Linked DNA regions of Mus musculus: region 2 is linked to region 1. Evidence: chromatin loops called from intact Hi-C (ENCODE). Cell type or tissue: left cerebral cortex. All regions are shown on one strand. Links, peaks and the distances in the headings refer to the core of each region. The heading gives the core; the rest is flanking DNA.

What was found. Peaks named below come from ENCODE experiments on the same cell type or tissue, not always from the same donor. Only the 100,000 strongest peaks of a DNase experiment are listed, where the experiment ranks them.
Region 2: it touches region 1 in a loop (2.9-fold over the local background); 2 of 42 quality-filtered maps call a loop at or near these places.

Annotation. Positions count from the first base shown.
Region 1 is chr3:58,249,843-58,258,618 of GRCm38, forward strand. No RefSeq gene overlaps it. Among named protein-coding and RNA genes, the nearest start is that of Gm26166, 36 kb to the right of the region's middle. In left cerebral cortex, for the core only: no CTCF peak of the experiment used is centred there; a DNase peak (open chromatin) is centred at 4,316.
Region 2 is chr3:58,163,937-58,172,712 of GRCm38, forward strand. It overlaps Gm40056 (a long non-coding RNA gene), which reads left to right. Exons shown (of 6, transcript XR_003954487.1): 5 at 1-320; 6 at 2,341-3,126. Among named protein-coding and RNA genes, the nearest start is that of 1700007F19Rik, 4.5 kb to the left of the region's middle. In left cerebral cortex, for the core only: no CTCF peak of the experiment used is centred there; DNase peaks (open chromatin) are centred at 4,815 and 4,997; H3K4me3 peaks cover 197 bases.

The DNA of each region.
Region 1 (8,776 bases), core at 1,648-6,647:
CAGTCAGCTATAAGATGAAACACAGGGCCCCCAATGGAGAAGCCAGACAAAGTACCCAAGGAGCTAAAGGGGTCTGCAACCCTATAGGTGGAACAACAATATGAACTAACCAGTACCCCCAGAGCTCGTGTCTCTAGCTGCATATGTAGCAGAAGATGGCCTAGGCGGCCATCATTGAGAAGAGAGGCTCCTTGGTCTTGCAAACTTTATATGCCTCAGTACAGGGGAACACCAGAGCCAAGAAGTGGGAGTGGGTGGATAGGGGAGTGGGGAGGGGGGAAGGGGGACTTTTAGGATAGCATTTGAAATGTAAATGAAGAAAATACCTAATTAAAAATTTTTTTTTAAAAAACAGAAAAAAAATGGACATACACACGTTATCAAAGGGAAAATGGTACTAATAAAACCATAGTATTTGTTACATTCCCAATGTATTCAGGCATCAGTAGTGACAAAAACAAGAGTGTCATGCATAAATAAATTTTAAAAAACCTGTAGCAATCCCAGCATCCTTAGATATTTGGTCAACACACACACACAAATATCTTTGGGCTTCGTTGTGTTGTTGTTTGTTTTGTTTTGATTTGTTTGGGTTTTTGTTTTGGGTTTTTTTGGGGGGGAGGGGGTAACTTTTCATTTGTGTGTTTGTTTTTAACCTTGTCTTAATACCCCCAGAAGAAAGACTGCTTAGAACGAGAACAGAACAGAAGCACAGCTTTACAGGGGCCTGTCCCTGAAGACTGCAGAGTGCTTAAAGCAGGCCTCATTATAGGGTCGTTTTACATTTCAAACTGCCATTTAAAAATACATAAATAAATCTAACAGCCCATCTTCACAAACTTGTGGGTGAGACTCAAAAAACAAAATAGATGAACTGAAAACCAAAGCAAAGCAAACGAAAGTCCCACCAAACCCGCTTAACTGTTTTAGTTGCCAACTAAAAAATGCCAATTACAAATATAAACACAGGCAGACAAACAAACTCCTCTCAGATCTCCGGCTGCACGCCAGCCTCAGTTATCATCCCTCTCGCACCCCCAGGAAAGAGCCAGTCCACTTTTCTGACTCTTTTTGTTGTTTGGTTATTGACCTCAATAAAAGTTCAGCATTAACGAATTCTTTTACCATGAAGTTACCTATTTTGCCAGGTATGATAGTATGTGCCTATAAACTCGGCATTCAGATGATGCAGCTGAAAGCAGGGGTTAAACAGGGTCTGAGTAAATTTAAGGCCACTGTGGACCATGTGAAACCTTGACTTTAAAAAGCAAAGATAGCCTAATTTTCCTTTTAATTCAAAATTTTGTGTCCTGACTAGTTTATCTTCTGCTGTAATTTAATTCATCAAATATATCTATTGTAGTATAGGTCTCAAAATTTAGTTTAGTTTTATGTGTGTGTGTGTGTATATACATATATATGTATTATGTATATATATATATATATATATACACACACATTATACATATTTATTGTATATACACACACATATAGAGAGATGAGTATATAGTAAGTACCGGGCTATCCAAGGACACATAATAATACCCTGTCTTAAAGAAATAATTTAAATTTATTTTAATTAATCTCAGTTCTAAAACTATGACTTCCACACATCCCACTGCTCAGAGCACATCCTTCTCCAGAACACATTCCCAGCCTCTGTTCCCTGGGCATCATACCCTCAGTCACAGATAGGCCTGCGTCTTCACAAGCACCATGAACAGAGGCAGACAATAAACTCTCTTTGGTATCACTGCCAGACAGCTTCTAGGCATTGCATGGTTTGTACTCTTTAGAAAAAAATATGTATTTAAGATGTATAACATAACAGTTCCATGTAATAAGTATGATGACGTGATTGCTGTAGTCAAATATATTAATAAAATATTAGCATATCCATCACCTTACCTACTTTTTTCTTTTTTGTAAAAGTAGCTAAAATTCTGGACTGGTGAGATAGCTTGGGAGAGGGAGGAGCGGTGCCTGTGCCTGTGCCTATGCCTGTGCCTGTGCCTGTGCCTGTGCCTGTCTGTGTCTGTGCCTGTGCCTGTGCCTCTGACTGTGACTGTGACTGTGCCTGTCTGTGTCTGTGTCTGTGTCTGTGTCTGTGTCTGTGTGTGTCTGTGCCTGTGCCTGTGCCTGTGCCTGTGCCTGTGTCTGTGCCTGTCTGTGTCTGTGTCTGTGTCTGTGTCTGTGCCTGTGCCTGTGCCTGTGCCTGTGCCTGTGCCTGTGCCTGTGCCTGTGCCTGTGTCTGTGCCTGTCTGTGCCTGTGCCTGTGCCTGTGCCTGTGCCTGTGCCTGTGCCTGTGCCTGTGCCTGTGCCTGTGCCTGTGTCTGTGCCTGTCTGTGCCTGTGTCTGTCTGTGTCTGTGCCTGTGCCTGTGTCTGTGCCTGTCTGTGTCTGTGTCTGTGCCTGTGCCTGTGTCTGTGTCTGTGCCTGTGCCTGTGCCTGTGCCTGTGCCTGTGCCTGTGCCTGTGCCTGTGCCTGTGCCTGTGCCTGTGCCTGTGCCTGTGCCTGTGCCTGTCTGTGTCTGTGCCTGTGTCTGTGTCTGTGCCTGTGCCTGTGCCTGTGTTTGTCTGTGTCTGTGTCTGTGTCTGTGCCTGAGCCCTGTGCCTGTGCCTGTGCCTGTGCCTGTGCCTGTGCCTGTGCCTGTGCCTGTGCCTGTGCCTGTGCCTGTGCCTGTGCCTATCTGTGCCTGTGTCTGTCTGTGTCTGTGTCTGTGCCTGAGCCCTGTGCCTGTGCCTGTGCCTGTGTCTGTGCCTGTCTGTGCCTGTGTCTGTCTGTGTCTGTGCCTGTGCCTGTGTCTGTGCCTGTCTGTGTCTGTGTCTGTGCCTGTGCCTGTGCCTGTGTCTGTCTGTGTCTGTGCCTGTGCCTGTGCCTGTGCCTGTGCCTGTGCCTGTGCCTGTGCCTGTGCCTGTGCCTGTGCCTGTCTGTGTCTGTGCCTGTGTCTGTGTCTGTGCCTGTGCCTGTGCCTGTGTTTGTCTGTGTCTGTGTCTGTGTCTGTGCCTGAGCCCTGTGCCTGTGCCTGTGCCTGTGCCTGTGCCTGTGCCTGTGCCTGTGCCTGTGCCTGTGCCTGTGCCTGTGCCTGTGCCTATCTGTGCCTGTGTCTGTCTGTGTCTGTGTCTGTGCCTGAGCCCTGTGCCTGTGCCTGTGCCTGTGTCTGTGCCTGTCTGTGCCTGTGTCTGTCTGTGTCTGTGCCTGTGCCTGTGTCTGTGCCTGTCTGTGTCTGTGTCTGTGCCTGTGCCTGTGCCTGTGTCTGTCTGTGTCTGTGCCTGTGCCTGTGCCTGTGCCTGTGCCTGTGCCTGTGCCTGTGCCTGTGCCTGTGCCTGTGCCTGTGCCTGTGCCTGTCTGTGCCTGTGCCTGTTCCTGTGCCTGTGCCTGTGCCTGTCTGTGCCTGTGCCTGTGCCTGTGCCTGTGCCTGTGCCTGTGCCTGTGCCTGTGCCTGTGCCTGTGCCTGAGCCTGAGCCTGTGCCTGTCTGTGCCTGTGCCTGTGCCTGTGCCTGTGCCTGTGCCTGTGCCTGTGCCTGTGCCTGTGCCTGTGCCTGTGCCTGTGCCTGTGCCTGTGCCTGTGCCTGTCTGTGCCTGTGCCTGTTCCTGTGCCTGTGCCTGTGCCTGTGCCTGTGCCTGTGCCTGTGCCTGTGCCTGTGCCTGTGCCTGTGCCTGTGCCTGTGCCTAATCCTGAGCCTGAGCCTGAGCCTGTGAATAGATCTACAACTGAATAACCTGCAGCTAAGCCTGACAACCTAAGTTTGATCCTCAAGAATCCACATGGTGGAAGAAGAGACTAATTCCCAAAAAGTTATCTTTTGACCTATATAAACACACACAATTAATTATTTAATTAATGTAAAACTTGTTTTAAAAGGTACCTAAAATGTACCTTTTTTAGCAAATCTCAAGTGTGCAGCATTCCTCCAGTCCTCGTAGTGAGCATTAGTTCTTCATTCTCCTTCATCTTGCAGAACCACAACTGTGTTATCCTTCTTGATTCTTTTATCCTGATACGCTGACTATCCATTTTCCTGAGGTGCCTGATTTTATTTCAGATGCTACATATATGTTCCCAGTCAATGTTTTTCCTTCCTATGTCTGGCTGGCTTGACTTTGCTCCCTGGGCTCATCTGTGTTCTCAGAAATCACAGATCTTCTTACTGAGGCTGGACAATATTCTACTGTGTGTATACGTGCTATGTTTCTCCATCTCCTCTGCTGATAGACACTTAGGTTGTTTCCGTCTCATGGACATTGTGAATGATGCTTCAGTAAACGTGGGCGTACAGCTATCTTCCCGAGGTGGTGATTTCATTTCCTTTGGGTGTATGCCCAGAAGAGCGATTGCTGGGCATACAGTGGCTCTATTTTTAATTTGTTTAGGAACCTTTACACCATTTTCCACTGTGGCTGAATCAATCTGTGTTCCTACCAACTGCTCCATTTTCTGCGCATCTCTCCCAAAATTATCTCTTCCCTTTTTCTAAATCCTAGACACGGATTTACTACATGGTGGTGTCTCTATTAACTATCAACAATGTATGAGTCACATCTTTCAATGTTTTTTCATGAATGCAAGGCTGGAATCTAAACCTGTTGGGGAGAACTTAGGAATCTTTTCATTTTTTTTTTAAATTATTCTTAAATGTCCTGAATGGAGCTGATTCTTTTATAAATCATTCTTTGTGGTCCTGACTGAGTGTTAAAACTTGTTATGTTGAGAAAGTTTACTAAAAAGAGACTCCAAGCCACAGAGAGAAAAAAATATTTCTATAACTTACCACAATCTGCCATTCCAATGACTGGAAAATGTAGAAAACCTTCTCTGACTTTGAAAAATAAATGTTTTCTTTTGTAAAAGTACCATCCATACAGTTACTCGTTCCATAAACAAATATCTTCATCCTTACCACCTGTGTTAACAATCCTAGCAAACCAAAGAGACATTCAGAGGCTCCTAAATAGAATCCTGAACATCAAAATGGAGTAATCTGTGTGGAATGATTAAATAATAATAATGCCAAGAACACAAATCTCTCTCTCTCTCTCTCTCTCTCTCTCTCTCTCTCTCTCTCTCTCTCAATTCAGTAATTTTTTATTATCAGTCACATGCTTCATAGGAAAAATGTAGGGAAAGGGTCAAGTCTTTAAAAAAAAAAAAACCTATCCAAACAAACCAAAAGCAAGTTTGTACACATCCTTCTATTTAGTAGCATGAGCAGGGCTCTTCCCCGCAGGAGCCTCAGCAGCTACGCTTGTCTGAAGTATCTCTTTGCAGCTGCAACCCTAGGCAGCAAAACCTCAGGGGTTTTGCAGGGGGAGCTTTTGCACAGGCTTCTACAAGGACACTGGGACATGTGCAACAGCCAGGTGCTTCAGGAGTCATTGGCACCTACTTAGAACAGAAGCAGCACCCAAAGTCAGAAAACAGATGCATCCAGATGTGCTAGATCTTGGAGACAAGGTGGAAAGGACTCACGGGTTTTAGGTGCTTAAAATCTAAAATGTTTATGGCTAAAACTATGGGGAAAATACAGCCAGAAGTATCATGCTAACTGTCCAACACTCTCTGCAGCAAGAACCACCTGATTTCAACAAACGTTCACTGATCTCTGGCTAGCAATAAGATGTCTTGAGTAGACTAACAGAGCCGTGTTTGTGCCCTCTATCCAAGTTGCTCACAGCCCAGTGGGGGTGATTCACTCTGTGCCCCCATTCCAGTCAACAGATTGGAGTCACAAGATGAATGTCAAAATTCAGAGAACAAAAATTGGAAAAATCTTCCGATGGCTGTCTGAGACAAACTTTGAAAACAATGACAGAGCTAGTCAGGAAAGGAAGAACTAGGGAGGAAGGAACCTGAAACAGTGGACTTCCCGACATTAATACCACTTAGTCTACTATTGAAATAGTTTGGGTTTGCTTGTGAGCATGCTTGGTTTTGTCTGTACAGGGTTGTATCTTTAGGTCAGAAAATGGTGCTGGGAGGAAAACCCACTAAAGGGAGGGAACCTGAACCAGACACCTTAAAAAAAAATGGCTCAATTGCTGACCACCTCCCAGGTGAGTTAGAAGTGATGGATTACAGACAAGGCACTCCTAGTAGCCACCAACAGGGAGCCCAGATTTGTAAGCTACCTATAGATAGAGCTATTGGCCTTTCCCTTGATCACCCAGTGTTCTTTGCAAAGGTTCTATAATATATTGGTAGAAAATAGGAAAGCTGTGGAAAAAATACATTTTTAAAAATGTATTTATTTGAAAATTTGTTGAGTTGCTTTATTTGTCATATATTTTTTAAGTACTATTTTTTTATTGTTGTTGTTGTTTTAGGTTTTTGGTATTGTTTGTTTTGTGTTTTGTTTTAGGAGAACTTGAGTCTTTGGTTTTTGTCTGGATTCCTCACTCGCTTATCCCAGCTCTAAGTTGGAAGCACTCAACTTCGTAGAAAGGACCGACCCATTACCACGAGGGACAGGCCCTGTCAACCGAAGGGAGAATAAGATGCCAGGTCACTCATGAAAGGACAGAGGAAGAGTACTCTCAGAAAAGCTTCAGAATAGACCATTTAAATGGCCCCAGTGTCTGAGAAAGAGCTATCTCAGTACACATTAAGTTGTTGTATAGTGCCCAAGAACAGAGTGGGGAGCAGTGCTTGACCTGGAATTCAAAGGAGCTCTGGAGGCACCTGCAACAGCACACGAGAACAAGACTGTAGGTGTCCGAGACAGGATGGAACTCAGCTTCACTGGTAAACATCCGGATATGTCGGACAGTAGAGTCAACCTAGTTCTCTATCTCCAGCCTCATATTCTCTGCCTGCCTGAAATAAGAGCAAATATTGGTTGAACATTTACTATGAATGTTTCCCAGCTTTTCCACAGGAAGTGATAGATGAGTGAATTTTAATCTATTTTTTTAATAACGGAACATTTCCATAAAATAAGGTCTCTGATGGCTCCCCTGTACACACACAGAGGGAAGGGGCATGCATATTTAGAAGTTGAAAGGTGAACCATTTCCTCACACAATATCAGACTGTGGCTGCCATTGTATTGCTGAACTATAATCTATCACACATTTGAGAAGCAAACTATTCTCACTAGGTGAGTGTTTTTTGTTTAGAGTTTTATTTTTGTCAATGTGAGGTGACATATTTAGACCCAATTTGGTCTCAAACTCATGGCAATCCTCCTGTCTCAGATTTCCAAGTGATGAGATTGCAGGCATGGGCCCAGCCTTAATTTTTAAAATAACAAAATTAATCCAATCAAATGTATATTTGTGGATCCCTAACTTTCTTCTATGGCCTCCTTGGTTTCTAGTTAAAAAGTTGCTAGGTAAGCGTTGCTTTGAATCTACTTCTGAGTCTGTACCAGATGGTTTAAAAAAATAAAACAAACACACACACACACACACACACAAACTGTGAAAAACACAGAGCAATGGCCGTTCTCCCACATCAAGTAAGATGGCTTCTTTTTCCTTTCCTAGCAGAGCCCTGGTTTCTGATCACATCAAGATCTAGCACTGTGAGGAATCTTAGTTTAGTTCCTTTTTTCACATGTTTTTGGGGCCAAAATAATACAACAACTTTGATGACGTCATGAAACTTATAAGTTCTAGCTTAACCACTTAATGTAAATCTGGGTTTTACCAGAAGCATCATGAAAGGAAGGCGAGAGGGCAGGAGGGGAAGAGGGAGGGAAGAAGGAGGAGAGAAAGGACAAGTTAGAACAAAAAAATAATGCACTTTGTATGAAGGACTAAAGACCCATAAAACCCAAGAATGTTTTCAGTGCTAGGGATTGAACCCAGAACCTTGTAAATATTAAGCAAGTGAAGTACCACTGAGCTACACTCCCAGCAGTCATTTAAAAAAAAATGTGCAGTATTTTTTTTTTTATATATATTCTCTGGGAGTTTCAGGCATTATATACGTATCCACTCCCATTTCCCCCAAAACCATTTAATATGCTCATCTCCCAACTAATTCCCTCTTCTTTTTTCTTTCTTTAAACAGCACACTGAGTTCAATATAGTGCTGCCTGTATGTGAAAGGATGGAGGCTATCCACTGGAGCTTGGGCAGCCTTTCTATAGCCATGCCCTCAGCCAAAGAAAAAGATGACAATGAGGAAGTAGAAGAAAAGGAGGAAGAGGAGGAAAAGGAAAAGGAGAGGAAGATGATGAGGAAGAACACGATGACAAAGAGGAGGATAAAGAAATATCACCCCTCTTCTCCCAGTAGCTATCATCTGACAGTAACTCCTCAGTGTGGAATGGGGTCTGAAGAGCTCCTCCCCATCTGGAATTGTGGCTGGCTTGATCTGTGCAGGTCTTATTCAGGCAAGCACAGCTGTTGTGAGTTCACGAGAGCAATGACCATGTCAAACACAGAAGACACTATTTCACAGTGCTCCTCCCCATTCTCCAACTCGTGTGCATGTGTGTGTGTGTGTGTGTGTGTGTGTGTGTGTGTGTGTGTGTGTGTCTGTGTCTGTGTCTGTGTCTGTGTGTATGTGTGTGTTTTGAGCATGTGACAGCACACGCAAGTGGAGGTAAGAAGAAAAACTGCACCATCAAGCAGGTCCTGGGGATTGAACTCTGGTCATCAGGGTTGGCAGTAGGTATCTTTGGTGTTGAGCTATCTCACCACCTCTAACATATATTTTAGCTGGCTTATAGAGTAGTGAGATATAGCTTTTTCAAACATCCTTCATGATGGCTGACCTTGGTTTCAAGTTGACTTCATCCAGAATCAACTAAAACCCAAGCTGCGGGGGA
Region 2 (8,776 bases), core at 1,711-6,710, 86 kb before region 1:
AGGGCGCTAAAGAGACACTACAGGAACAAGGGGCTTTTCACTTGGTTTTACTCCTGGTGTCTGACCTCCAGCAGTGCACATGTAGGCTCATCAGCCAGGCCATGTGCCATCAAGATCGCTACAGTGTACAGTCCTTCTCCCGGATCCTCTGCCTGGACTCAGAGACCCCTTGCCTTCACCCTTGTAACGTACCAGTTTTACACAGACCTCCTGACCACTTTCCATCTACAGCTGGCTGACAAGGCAGCAGGACTTTGTTTCTTAAAGCCCTCCAAGTGTGAATGCTTCACACGAGTCCTTACACTTCCTATTTGTGTATGGTAGGTAAACAGCCATAGCCTCAGCTCGCCTGTACCTTTTGCATCCTTCCCTTCTTGCATGGCAAGTATGAACATGCACCTACCAGATAGCCTAGTGTCCCCAGCTACTGGCTATTGTGCCTCACTCAAGCTTTTGCCTTCAACAATGTCAAAAGTCCGGCCTTAGGGAGAGCCCCTATTTCAGGGTTGTTTTTCTTTGCTATTCTCCCTCAGATATAGGGTGCCCTTCAGAAGCAACTTTACACCTCCACAGCTATTATTTTAATAATTCTGTATATTAAACTTCCGTTATTTTAAATTACTATATAATTTTCTGTTTCCCAAAGTAGGCCCAATGACATGGGTGGGGGGTGCGTGGTAACGTCATGGAGAGACAGGAAAATCATGTGGCCTTGCTGGAGGTCTAAAACATAGCAGTTCAAGTGTTCTGGACAAAATATCAAGCCTGATTCTTGTCCAGCCTTGGATCTGACCAAACGTTTGAGAGGAAAGGAACGCGTTAAATGACACCATCAGATACAGCCACCAGATCAAGGCTCAAGAAAACCTCATGAGAAGAACAATCAGAATTCTCCAGTGTGACAGAGGAGAGAATCTGCCTGCCATCTGTCTGTCTGTCCATCCATCTATTCATCTATCTACCCATCATTCGTCTGTCTATGGCTTTTTATCCAATTAGAATTAAAGACTCCATTGCACACTGATTCTGGTAAAAAAAAAATGGAGGCAAATGAATTTAACTGTCTGGATATTTGATAATATTAATTATCTTTTTTAAAAAAAATAAGAGTTAATGAAGGAAATATTTGTTGATATTATAAAAATTCTTTTTATGTTTATGTGTGAATGGTACATGGGAATTTTCTTCAAAATAATAGTTGTATGAGATACAAGTGGATGGGAGTCTGTACTGTCCAGGACTCAATAATACTGAAGCTAAGTGATGAATACATGTGTTATTAAGACCATTTTTTTTTCCACTTGAGGTAGAGTCTTACTGTATAATCCAAGCTGGCTCCCTGTGTGGCCCAATCTACGTCAGTCTTCTGAGCACTAGAATTTTATAGGTACCACCATTTTTAGCGTCATTTTTTAAAAAAAGTCTGCAAACTGTTAGAGAAAAGGCAACATAACTGAAACATGAACATAGGGTAAAGAGAAGCAACGAGAAAAGTCTACATGCCCCAACACGCGTAAAATCACCCATTCAACAGCAGAATATCCGTGGGAGCATGGTTGTTACCACTGGTGCTACCACACCGGACAATCCAGCGGTATACATTTTCAAAATCTCTGTAAATCCAATTGTTCTCGTTCCAGTTATCTACCATGGAGAAATTGTCACATACGTCAGCTAAAACACGTGTTTATTCCAGCAATTTGTAGAGTAACCAAACCCTGGAAGCAAAGCAAACATAGCCAGTGGAGAAGGGCCGAACAAGACCTGGGGAGCCCACACTGGGTCCTCAGAAAGAGTTAAAAGGGGAGATTACGTGGGCCACTGTGGCAGAGATCCAGACTACCGCTCACAGAGCAGGGTGTCGCATTTAATCTGTGTGTTGATCTTTTCATGAAAGTATATTCATATCGCTTGTAAATACATAGCAGGCAGGGGAGGCCCCCAGCTCTATAGCCTGAGCAGCTGAGTTTTGCAAACCTTTAGTCACAGGGCATCTGACAAAAAGCAGGTCCCTGGGTGCAGTGAGGCATGAATGCAGCAAACTGGGCTCATCCTTAGAGGGCGGCTCAGCACCAGGGCCTGTCCTGCCTGACTCCGGCCTCTTTAGTATACACCTAAGACTACATTTTGAGAGGCAGAAAACTCGGCCTTTTCCCTCTTCCAAAAGGTTTCTTCAACTATGCCTTGTTATGTGATCTTAGAAACCAGCTTACTTGGGTGCTTATTTGAGTGTTCAAAAAGCTAAGACAGTTGGTGGCCCATAATGCCCAGAATAGTTGACATCTTCTTAAGCTCAGTACTGAGGACAGCGTATTAACTACTTATCCATTGCTGCCTCAGGTCACGGGACAAGTCAAGAGAAGAAATTTTACTTTGATTCATCGTTAAAGAGAGACTTGAATCCATCACTACAAGGGGAATGCACGGGCAGCTCTTCACCTGACCATTGTCCAGGAAGCAGAGTTCAGGACTAGAGCCACAAGAGGATATAAATTTCACGGGCCTGCCCCTGGTGGCCCATCTAGTCTAGCATCTCCTCAGGAGTCTACAGCCTTCAAAGCAGCCCCCACAAACTGGGGAATCAAGTGTTTAAAACATGAGAACTAAGAATGCCATTGAGATTCAGAGCAAAACAGACAAAAGACTAAGCCCAGGAAAACGATTAAGGCTTGAGAATTGTGTGTGAGAACAGCATCCAAGTCAGGAGGCCTGCAAAGCTGCTTTGTAGCCATACACAAGTGACTGGCAACTGCTGACAAGCCACCACAGACAGGATCAAGAGCATGAGTTACTCCAGGCTTTGGGCTTTGGGAGGCAGCATTTATGGGGGAGGGGGTGTGTGGTGAGGGTTAGGGGAAGGGTTCCCTGTTCTACATCAGTTGATCATGTCAACCACGGTCATGGTGCTGAAGGACCTGCTAAATCTGGCCTTGTTCCTGCCTTGGCAGGCTGCCAGGCATAGCCAGGATGATGGAGGGGTGTTTTTACAAGTGTCAAACCCCAGGAACATTGTCTTCATCCTGTCTGATAAAGCCCAGAGTCCGACAAGCATCAGGGAAAAACACAGGTTCTAGTTCCATTCCAACCCCTGCAGGCCTGCTCACTAAAAACTTCTGACAATGTCAACTTAATAGTTGTAATTTCTCAGCCTTTATGTTTGAGAAACCATTCAGGGATGTAGTTTTCACTTTGAGTAGTTTTTTTTTTTTTTATTCCCAGATTTCCTTTCCTCAAGCAGCGTGAGAAAGAAAAGCAAGGTACAAGCAGCTAGAAGCCAGACACCAAGAAAGAGGTGATGGCTGCTCCATCAAGGGAAACAGGGGGTTACTGTGGGCTCCTGGTGGTGGCCTGGAGGGCTAACACTGAAGTCAGGGACAAGGGCATTGTGATCTGTAAGTGACTCCTGCCTCCATGGGGAGGGAGGGACAGAGAATGTGGTGGTATTCCTCATGCACCCAATTATGGTGCTTATCTTCCACTGGTCAGGAACTCACGAATCAAATGCAAAATAGGGGCATGCACATCGTGAAGTTTCTTTGGAAAAAATTCAGGAAGTTGGTTCATTTGGGGACATTATTAACAAATAAGAGCAGGTAAATTTTACAGAATTTAAAACATTGAAGCAAATTAGATATTTTCCTGTGCAATAAGTTTAAAGGAAAAAAAAAGACTTAAAAAAATCAGCTATGTTCCTAGCACTTAAATTCAACTTTGTGGTTTAGTTTTGGATTTTGAGATAGGGTTTCACTATTGTGGTGGTTTGAATAAAAATGGCCCCCATAGACGCACAGAGTTGAATGTTTGGTCCTCAGGGAGTGGGAGTACTAGGAGGTGTGGCCTTGTTGGAGTGGGTGTGGCTTTTTAGAGGACCTGTGTCAATGGGGATGCACTTTGAGGTTTCAGATACTCAAGGCAAGCCCATTGTCTCTCTCTTCCTGCTGCCGGCCAATCAAGATGTAGAACTCTGGGCTCCTTCTCCAGCACCATGTCTGCCTGCATGCCACCATCCACCCCACTGTGATGACAACAGACTAAACCTCTAAACATAAGCCAACTCCAAGTGAGTGCTTTCCATTATGAGAGTTGCCATGGTCATGGTGTCTTTTCACAGCAACAGAACTTTGACTAAGACAACATATAACCTATGCTGGCCTTGAACTCACAATAATTGTCCTCCCTCAGCCTCCCCAGTGCTGGGGTTACAAGGCTTGGTCACTCACTATATCTGGCTGCAGCTTAAACAGTCAACACTCTGCTTTACTTAATTGATATGAGAACATGATGTTTTCTTTAATAAGTAATAGATTCCTTTTTAATGCTTTTATTTTACTTTATTTTGCTTATATTCAGATACATAAATTATAAAGTAGAGCAAATGAAATACACTAAACATTACAAAAAAAAAACCTAAAGCAAGTAAGCAACAACCGAATAATTGATCGCCCCCTCTGACGTCATCACCTCTGTTTTCAGAGAAACCTGAAGCAAGTGAGGACCCTTTTGAAAAAGATCCAAAAGGTACCACATAAAAATATATAATGCCTTTTTGAAGTTTGAATCAGTTTGTGGGATTCAGGACTTGGCAACATGCCGTGTGGAACAGGAGGTCTGGACTTGAGGGGACATAACCGAAGCCAGCACGCAAGCCGCGGAACCACAAGAGGAGGGGCATGACCCGGCTCAGTAAGAAAGCAAATGGTCTGCCTGCCTTCAAGGAATCCTCTGCCAGCTGGAGCTCAGTTGTGAGCACCCGATCTCATTAGCAATTCCTCGGGCCCAGACACAAGGCTCGCTTGCTACAGTGCACTTTTACAATTCTGTACCAGACTGACTGACTAGTCCATGTTTTTTTTTAAACTGAGTTGAGAGAGGACTCGGCCGCTGCCTTTGAGCAACGAGGCCACGTTTTCCATTTGCCTCAAAGCAACTAAACATTTTTGCTGCATTACCAAGGCCACTTTCATTTATCACTTTGTTTTAAAGAACTGCACCATCCAAAAATAACACAAAATTACTCATTCTGTTGGAGGGTATTGCAGCCTTACATAAGTCATTGTAATCTTCCACTGATTTGGCCAGGCTGAGCCCAGAACCAGCCTTCTACATTCTAGCCGGCACCAATGGAAGCTGCTTGATTTTCAAAGCAAACTATAAGTTCTGTTTCTGTTTTGAAACAGGGCCTCATGTGACCCAGGTTACCCTTAAACTCAATAAGTAGCCAAAGATCACCTACTTCTGATCCTTCTGTCTCTACCTCCCCAGTGGGTTACCGCCTTTGCCTGCACACTCGGTGTTTTGGGTTTCGTATTTGTCTTTTGTTTTGTGTCTTAACCACTAGGGCCTAAAAGAATGTTTGACCAGCCAGAGAGAAGCTGTACAACTGCGTTCTACATCCCTCCCTTGTCTCGTTGTCTATAATAGTATAGAGATAGCTTTGTCCTAAGCCATCTTCCTCCCAGTTTTCCTGATGCCATCTTAAGAAATTATGACTCTGCTTTTCCAAATGTTGAGCTTAATATTGAATCACATTTTTTAAGTATCTAAAGAACTTGGGGGTAGGGGGTGCTGGGGAAATGGCTCAGGGAGTAAGAGCACTGACTGCTCTTCCAAAGGTCCTGAGTTCAAATCCCAGCAACCACGTGGTGGCTCACAACCACCAGTAATGAGATCTGACATCCTCTTCTGGTGTGTCTGAAGACAGCTACAGTGTACTTGTACTTATTTATAATAAATAAATTTTTGGACCAAAGTGAGCAGAGGTCCTAAATTCAATACCCATCAGCCACATGAAGGCTCATAACCATCTGTACAGCTACAGTGTACTCATATCCATAAAGTAAAAAAATAAATCTTTAAGAAAATATTTTTTTAAAAAAAGAACATTGGGACTAAGTTCTTTATAAGAGGAGACACTTTAAAAGTAATTTTTTTTTTTTTTGAGAAATACAAACCAAGCCGGTATCCCGAAGTTTTGCTGAGATTGTCTGTGACTTGACATCTCCCTCCTGCCTTGGCCTTCCATTGCCTTGGTGCGCACAAGACAGCCTCATGGCGGTCTGTCTTGAGAATCACCATAATGGAATATACATGAGGACCAGGCAGAGAAATGCACAGTCTTATTAAATTTCAGCATTCCCACTTCCTTTTGTGTTTCTCATTATCCCTCTAGTCTCTTTGTGGAGAGGAAGAAGTCTCCATGTCTTAAATGTACCCTCTCCCCCGAGGTCAGCAGGACCTAGCCGGGGGTCAGTCATTACTGAAGCCTGCAGTGTTCTCCACTTTTGTTGACTTTCTATTTAAGAGGAGACCTTTGGGAGAATCTTGCAATGAAATTCTGCTAAGAGGAAAAGTCTAGCAGTTAGTGGCATTATTAAATGCCCCCAATTAAACCACAGAATCTGCCATCCACAACCCTTGTCCCCTGGGAGCTCAGAGAGCTCTGAGGTTTTACTGTTTTAATCCTCACATTCCATGCGAGAAGGACGGGATCCGGGATCAGACCGCTTTAAATCAGCGCTTCTCAGATAGTTTTTATTCACAACCCCTTTCTACCTGGGAAATTTTTAAGTGACCCTGCATACACAGGTATCTAAAGTAGGCATGAAAATCAAACATACAACAATGATAAGCAGTAACTTTATTTTAAAACAATTCTTGAATATATATATATATATATAACTTTACCATTTATTAAAAATTAAGGCAAATTTACATACTAATGAGATGAATGCACTTGTTTATTTATATGCAAAAAATGAAATCTTAGCTGAACATTTGTTTGATACTACAAGACACAGAGCATCTCTAACATTTCTCTGAATTGATTAATATTTTGATTTCATAATCATCAACACAAAGAATGTCACATCACATAGATATATAGCACAAAACTAGAGAAGTATGTTTTAGGCTGTTTCCACTTCACAAATTGTTAGAAATTCTGTTCTAATCCCAAGCCAAAATTCATTTAACACTCTCATAGATTAAATTCAAGTCAGTGATCCAGGCAACACTTTTGTCTTTCTTTGTTGCTTGGTTTTGTTTTATTTGCTTGTTGTGGATACTGAATAAAATTCATTATTTACTTATTATTTTCTAATTTCACATATTTACATAGTATATGTAGATCATATACACTCCCCACAAGCCCCTCCAATCCCTCACCCAACTCCTTCACAACTCCTATCAACTTCCCTCCAACTCGTCCCAGACCCCACTTCCACAACTCCCCCACAACCTTTATGAATTTTCATTTTTATTTCTTGCTAAGAACCCACTGAGTCCAATTAGTGTTTTCCATATGTACATGGGTATAGGGCCACCCATGGGAACACAAGAAATATACCATAAGTCAATTTTTTTCAAGGACAGAGACAAACCACAGTTTTAAAAATCAAGCATTCTTTAAAAGAAAAAAAAAAAAAAAAGCCGGGCGTGGTAGTGCACGCCTTTAATCCCAGCACTCGGGAGGCAGAGGCAGGTGGATTTTTGAGTTCGAGGCCAGCCTGGTCTACAAAGTGAGTTCCAGGACAGCCAGGGCTATACAGAGAAACCCTGTCTCAAAACACACACACACACAGCAAAAACAAAAACAAAAACAAAACAAAAAAAACCCAAAAAACAAAAATCAAGCATTCTAATAGAATACAGTCCAAAGATATACTAACTTGATATTTAAATGCTGAAAAATAGTAGAAAACATTAAAAGTCTTTGTTTCTATAAGAGAAGACAACTTTTTATCTGTAGTAAAAAGACCATAATTTATAGCACAGGGTAGCCTAGAATTCAGGTTGAGCTATTTATTCCAGGTTGGCCCTGCTGGTGTGGCAGCATGTACAATGTGAATATTGTGTGTTTCCAAGCAACCGAAGCTGCCGTGAAGTCGCACAAGCAACGTGGGCGGGGAATGCACAGACACCTTTGCTTGATTACGTGTTGGATTTTTTTACTTCTTTTTGGTCATGGACATTCAGAAAAATGTTGGTAGTGTTTTATGACATTACCAATATTCAATTGTGCAGCCCCGTAGGGATCACACACCACAGCTTAAAGAGCTGGGTCTAAATGACGCTCCTGTATGGTTGCAGCGGTGTTGGTAATCCCCAGTTTCCCATGCAGGGGTCAAGGTGGAGCTTCTGTAAGGTTCGAGGGAACCTGGTTAGGGTATGAAGGCTCTGGTGGCAATGAACCGAGTCATCTACTGTGAGGAAAGCAGGAAGGAACATGGGAACAAGCAAGTGAACCCCCAAATGAGCACTTGGCCCAGCGCACACCTTAATCCAAAGCACATTTCCCCTACCTTTCCGCTGACACATCTCTCTGGCAGCCTTCACTTTCAAGACCTAATCTGCTTATCAATGTAGACTCATCTCCCTGAAGCTGCCAAGAAAAATCTGGGTCAGTGGAGTTTACGGTTGCAGGAGTGGTCAGACCAGGATGTGAGCAATAATGAGTATACTCTTTAGCTTTTGGCTAGAGTGATCAGGGATATTCTTAACAGAAGAGGTATAAAGGCAGAGCAAACCCGAACCATCTCTTTCTTCCCTTTTGGCATCCATATTCCTTCTGAAAGTGAGAAATCTACAGACACACACACACACACACACTCACAGGCACATGAAAATTGGGGGACCTTCTCCCAGGCCCTTATGAGGTCCCCAACTTCCTTTGTTCAGTCTACTTTAGAGAAATAATTTTCTAAATCATTTAAGGAATTTGCACATCTCTTAGGGGGTCTTTGTCCTAGAAAGAAGCAAAGAATACAACTAATATTTT